2 separate regions of the Homo sapiens genome follow, and region 2 is linked to region 1. Evidence: chromatin contacts called from ENCODE Hi-C or POLR2A ChIA-PET data. All regions are on one chromosome and are shown on one strand. Each heading gives the region's core, a stretch centred on a gene start or an enhancer-like site at or near the end of the contact. The rest is flanking DNA. Distances are from core to core; before and after follow the strand shown. Region 1 has its middle 44 kb from the start of ZNF385D. Region 2 holds the start of ZNF385D (zinc finger protein 385D).

Region 1 (3,045 bases), core at 404-2,903:
AACATTAGATTTTAGAAATGATTTTTAAATAGTTCTGTGCTCGGGTCACTCACTGCCCAGTGAAAGAAAAGCACATTAAAGAAGCAAAACATTCTGTAAGGAACCTTAAAAACAGCTTGACCAGGATGCTGAAATCCACAAAAAGTTAGATCTATTGTCATGAGTTTAGGGAACCATTCTCAGGACAAGTCAGATTTCTAGACCTTCTCTTCTTCTGCAAAACTGTCAAATGATGAACAGTATCTATTTTTCTGTAATACCTCATTAAGATGGAGTAAAATCAGTTATGAAAACTAGGCTTTGCTGACTACTCTCCATACCACTCATCAAGGATCAGGGACATAAGATGGAAGAAGATATGGAGAGAGCACAAAGAATGACCAGGGATGTAAAAAACTACTGCTGACAGTGTCATCAAGAAAAACAAATGAGAGCCTTATGTGCGTAGCAAAATTTCTTTTCGTGACCAAGGAAGGCACCTGATCTCTACCTTTGCGTTCTCCGCCACCATATGCAACTTGCTGCTTGGGGAGTAGGAGTGTAGTCATGAGAATTAAAAGAGAAGAAAAGAGAAGTTTTAAACCTAAGAGCTTAAATAGAGAGCTTAGACCATTGGGAGCTTCTGATCTAGTAAGGTGACTGGACATTCCTGAGGACTTCTGGCCTCTGAGCCACCTCTCCTCTTGAAAGCTAGAGTTGCCAGAGTGTCATTGAAACGACAGAAAACACAGTGGATTAGAAAGTTTCTGAAACTGTTTAGGTTGCTACAACAAAACACCATAGACTGGGTAGCTTATACACAACAGGAAGTTATTTCTCACAGTTCTAAAGAATGGATGCCCAAGATCCAGATGCAAGGAGATTTGATATGCGGTGGGGGCTTGTTTCCTGGTTCATAGACAATGCCTTCTTGTGGTGTTCTCACAGGATGGAAGGGGCTAGCTAACTTTGGGGGTCTCTTTTATAAGCATGAACCCTGAGCATGTTAGATTGGGATGGGAGGAAGAGTCATCCAGGAGGCGATTACATTTTAATAATGGTAAATTTTAAAGCTGCTGCTGCTTACACACCAGGAGTGTAATGGGAAAAGAGTTTGTAAGAAAAAGGCTCAATCTGAAACCCTAGTTCTGTCACTTACCACTGCTGTGTGACCTCCTGTTCTACAGCCTACCTCTCTGAGCTTCATCTGAACATTGCAAATATTGTCACATATCATACAATGCTATTATGACAATTAAGTAAAATAATGATCAGCAAATATTGACAAATCATAGGTGCCTATCTACCTTTTATAATAAAGCTTAATATTTTTACTAATACTCTCATAGTCAGTGTCCGCTGTAGGTTCAGTGTTGTATCAAATTATTTGTACCTGATCCTTAATTAAATCAAATTGAAGAAGTTTTAATATAAAAGAATTAAATGCTTAAGTTAGAGTGTTCCAGCCCTGGTTGTCCTCAGCTCACCCTTCAGGCTTAGTTATCTAACAACAGTATTTGCCTGCTCTAAGATCACCCAGTGTGAATGGAAAAGCCATCTAAGTCTTTTTCATGTAATTATGTACACAGTTGCTGTAGGCCTCAGGGGCCCCATTGGACCTCTAATAACGAAGAAGCCTGGAAAGTCTGTGCCTCCCCAGATCACAGCAGTGACAGGCTATGGACTCACCCCAGTAACAGATGGTTTTATTAGTGGCCACTGCCAGACACTTGGCTGAGGGCGGGGCACATAGCCATTAGCGTCTGCTCCACTTTGGTGGAATGGTAGCCGTGTGCAAAAGAAAAGCTGGGTCTAAAAATAATTGACAGTGAGGGAGACAATGTACTTTTTATGTCACCCGGGGAGAAAACAAGCTAAAATAAAAATTTTTAAAAATCCTTTCCCTTGGCTCCTGAAACAGGAAAGATAAGCTCAAGTAATTGTGATATTTCCATGGAAGAGAAGGTTAGGATGTCTCCTAGTGGGAGAAAAATAAAGAAGGGGACAGAATGTCATAGGTGCCTAACACTCAGTGAATTTGTGGGAAGAAATTCTGACTCTGGCTACTTGGCAAACAAATTAAAAAATAAAATAAAAAGCTTTTCTCCCACTAATGCCACTTCAGATTATAGGCACTCAGTATGACTATCAAATAGCACAGAAGAAGAATGACAGGCGCTATTCTCAATGGCAAACAGAAAATATGATTTTTAACAAACAAAAGAATATTAATTCAAGACCTAGCATGTAAAAGCTAATAATTTGCTACAAAGGTAAGTAAAAGAACTTAAGGCATACATTTGAAAGATCTAATAGTCTAGGGTAATTTTCTCAAATAGAAATGACTATGTGGCAATACTATCATAGCAGAGTCCAGAAAACTCTCAGTTTCTTCTCCCACTTGGCATTTGGATCTCGACACTATGAACAGTTGCTTTTCCTGTTTATTTTTTTTGTAATCAAGTTCTGGTAGATTTTCCTGTTTCCTTGGAGCTAAGCCAGAGTCGGAGCATATTAGAGAACCTCACTGCTGCAGTAACTAATTATCAGTCTTAACTTTGCACTGCTGTGTCACAAGCTACCACACATCTAGCAGCTTAAACCACACACATTTCCTAAATTGTTCTATTAAGACCAGCATTATCCTTATACTAAAACCCAACAAGAACACCACAAGAAAACTACAAATCAATATCTCTCATAAATATAAATGCAAAAATCCTCAACAAAATATTGGCAAATCTAATCCAAAAATGCGTAAAAAATTAGACATCACTACCAAGTGGGATTTATCCTAGGTAGGCAAGGCTAGTTCAAAATTTGAGAATTATTTAATGTAATTCATCACATCAACAAAAGCTGGAACAACTGGATATCCACATGCAAAAAAAATTTTTTTTTAAAAAGGAATCTACACACAGACCTTCAGACCTTACACTTTCACAAAAATAAACTAAAGGTGGATCACAGACATAAATGTAAAATACAAAACTATAAAAATCATGGAAGGTAACACAGGAACACATCTACATGACATTTGGGTTTGATGATGGCCATTTTGTTGAT
Region 2 (3,045 bases), core at 194-2,693, 44 kb before region 1:
TCCTTCCACACACTCTCAAGTGTCTCAAAGCCTAAAGGAAACAAAACAGAGCAAATAGTACATACAGAAATAAATTTCCAACAAACTAATAGTGCCCCAACCTAAGTTTATCTAAATACCTCTTTAATCTGAAAGAAGACGCTAGATTTAATATTTAAAGCAAACCAAGAAATCAGAGCATTTGCATCTTGGATACATTTCCTAGCCCCTCTCCAGTTGCTCTATCAAACCTTTTAATATCGCATAGATGCCCTTAAATGATGACGCCAGATAGGACTTACAGAAGGAAAGCATAACTTCAGAGAGGAGGAACAAATATTCAGTCCTTATCTTTGACTTCTTCTTATTTAGTGAAGGGGCTTGCCTCCTGTACTAGCAGTAAGTTGCGGCGTTAGAGTGCAAATGCACAGCTCCAAGCCCACTTCCAGTGCTCAACTGATAGCTCGGATCCAAGCCTCAACATGCTTTCTGGAAATGCAGGCAGCTCAACTGAAAACCTAACTGAGGTTTCTACCGTGGCACAAAACTGACCTGCACAAATATTTGACATCTCCGAGACCTCTAAAGGTTTCAAATAATATGCATTTTGTGCTAGGCTGCTCCTAGCTAGACAGAGCACTGAGATGATATAGAGAAGTGTTCTCAGCTGCTCAACCACACTGCTCACTAGACAATGTTTTCCTTTTCCGCCTCAGAACAAGAAAAACCAGCAAATACTGAATGAAATGCTCATATTGACTAAGCTTTCACAGCATCAATTGTATAGAAACTTTGTTTCACATTCCATTAAGTTAGCTCATGACTTCCCACGCTGCACTATTTCTCCTTCACCTAGCTAAAAGAGCCAACTTCATTCAGGCAAATCAAGGCAAAGTTTACCCCCCCGCCCCCTCCACATGTCCCTGTCTCTTTTCTTTTCCAACTTAAACTCATCCACGGCTAAATTAACAGCCCCAGTTGTGGCACAAAGGAAGCTTTGAAGGCTGCACCGGCTTGGTCCTCCAGTTGCCAACTGGAGGTAGGTTTAATGTAACATATTCTTGCTGCTTAAAGAATTTTTTAAGGGCTTGTCTGCACGGATGAAGAGCCGGACACCCCCAGAATTACATCATCAGAGTGAACACTCACCAAAATACATTATGTTTCTCATTAATCAGACAGCTGGAATCCCACCGCGGTGTCTTCAGCATCAGCTCTCACCCAAGGCTGGCACGTAGAGCAGAGCCCTTTCATGCTACATTCGGTGGAAATGTCCCCGGCGTGGAGAGCAGTGAGCGCCGAGAGCGTGCCTCCTCCGCGGGATGAGCGCCTTGCAGGCTGCCTTTCCAGGGCTAAGATCCCCGGCGGCTGGAGAGTGCGCTCGGGCTGCCTGCTGCACTGCCCATCCTTACTGTAATCCGACTCCTCCTTGCGATGTCCTTGCCGCGCCTGTGACATCAGGACTGAGAGTACTACAAGCAGACCCCTCCACCCCACCCCACCCCACCCTGGGTTAGCAGCCGCTCCACGAGGTGCTCCGACTGCCTGCCTGGACCAACCATGGCTCTCGGGAAGCTTTGACGAGCCCAGAGACTTGGGAAGGGGCGGAGTGAGGGGCGCGGGAGGCTCTCTTAAAGCGAGAAGAGTGTCGGGATCCACACAGGAACACACAGGAGAAATTCACCACTGTGCAGGAGGGACGTGGTTAAGGCGAGTTCTGCCATTAACGTGTAATTAGACAACACTTTTACCCCGCCCCTCCTGTGAATGCCACCATTCTCTCCAAAATTTAACCTCCTCTACCAAGTTAAAACGGCAGTACGAAGAGGGATGGTGCCGTGCTTGCATTCTCTTTGCTGTGGGCTTGAGGGTTTGTTGTTATTTTTTGTGATGTTTATATATAAGAGGAATAAAAGGAACGCCAGGGACCACTGCTAGGGTAATAGAGGTTCACACTTAGAAGTGATCACATCCCAGAAAGCTAGTACTTGGTGAAGTGTAATTTTTTATTTCTTGAGTGTTCCCTGAGCTATTATGTTGATAGAAAGATGTGAAGAAAAATAACTGGTGATAAAAGTCACCTCTCAGTTGCCCAGGACCAAATTTGCTGCCTCCCTTAGTAGGCAGGTAGAAAGCACACTGAGGCTGAAATGATCTTTGACCTCCTGAAACGGAGAGACGATTAGCCTGAAAGGCAACCAACATTGTGCCATAGTTAGAGTCCAGTCACCAATATAATATAGCCACACACACACACACCCACCCCCCTCCCCCCCCCACCACACACACACACAACGCTCTCATTAAATTTGAGATGAACGGTCAAGAAAGGCAAAGCTTAGCAAAGCCTCTGGCTCCTCCAATGGTATAATGAATTGCAGTCCTTATCTTACATAGAAAAGGATATTAGAAAGAAATCCCTGAAAGCTGTGCTGATTAATACTTAAATGCACAGCATGGAAAAAATAAACTCATACAGCAAGTTCCGTTTCCTAAGGACTCATCACTTTGGGAACCAATTTACGTACTGGAACATTTGAACTTATAAATTTCTATAGACATTTATGAAATTAAGAACCAAATATAAACAAAGAACTGTAGTCTATGGAAGAATGCAATTGATATATTTTTAATCTGGGCTTTTATAAAAGTGTGATAGCAAAGATTTCTACATTTTGATATTAAAATATTCTATAGCATTTCCTTACGCGATTCTATATCTCTTGGTGGATTTAATGTGCATAGAAACTAGGGGGCTGAAGCTCATAATAACGGCTTTCTGTGCAATCTTGCATAAAAGCTTAACTGTATTCTACCTCTGTGAAGAGTGCAATGAACAATATCCTCTCTCACGCTAGATTATAAAGAATTTGGTGAGTGAAAGTAGGTAAGCAAATATAAATCAGAAACATCACAGTGAATCTTAAGATAAATCTAGGGCTGTTCTTTTAGAAATACTCTTAATTTAAAGCCACCAGAGGAAAATTTACATAGTAAAGGATATTAACTTTTTTACTCCCTTTTAAAAATTAAAATAAAAACAATGTTACGGGAAAGTATTGAAGA

Evidence for each region. Hi-C counts contacts between places; a loop is a spot of excess contacts on that map. ChIA-PET counts read pairs that join two places held with the same protein, here RNA polymerase II (POLR2A). Pooled maps may share reads with other maps.
Region 2: a map of heart left ventricle shows a loop between it and region 1 (8-fold over the local background). The contact joins the promoter of ZNF385D here to the enhancer-like site in region 1. A Hi-C loop is called at or near these places in 13 of 168 maps with a recorded cell type or tissue (MCF 10A, Right ventricle myocardium inferior, heart left ventricle and 2 more) and 9 of 50 pooled maps. POLR2A ChIA-PET finds 5 or more read pairs at or near these places in 2 of 52 experiments (WTC11 and activated T-cell).

What each region holds. Positions count from the first base shown.
Region 1 is chr3:21,793,683-21,796,727 of GRCh38, forward strand. It overlaps a transcript of ZNF385D not described here. Among named protein-coding and RNA genes, the nearest start is that of ZNF385D, 44 kb to the left of the region's middle. Within about 2 kb of position 1,654, at least 5 of the 41 ENCODE cell types and tissues checked have a DNase peak (open chromatin) inside an H3K27ac peak, as active enhancers do; they include heart left ventricle, heart right ventricle and left ventricle myocardium inferior, where a contact is called at or near this core.
Region 2 is chr3:21,749,767-21,752,811 of GRCh38, forward strand. ZNF385D (zinc finger protein 385D) reads right to left here and starts at 1,444. Exons shown (of 8, transcript NM_024697.3): 1 at 1,129-1,444. The coding sequence starts at 1,150.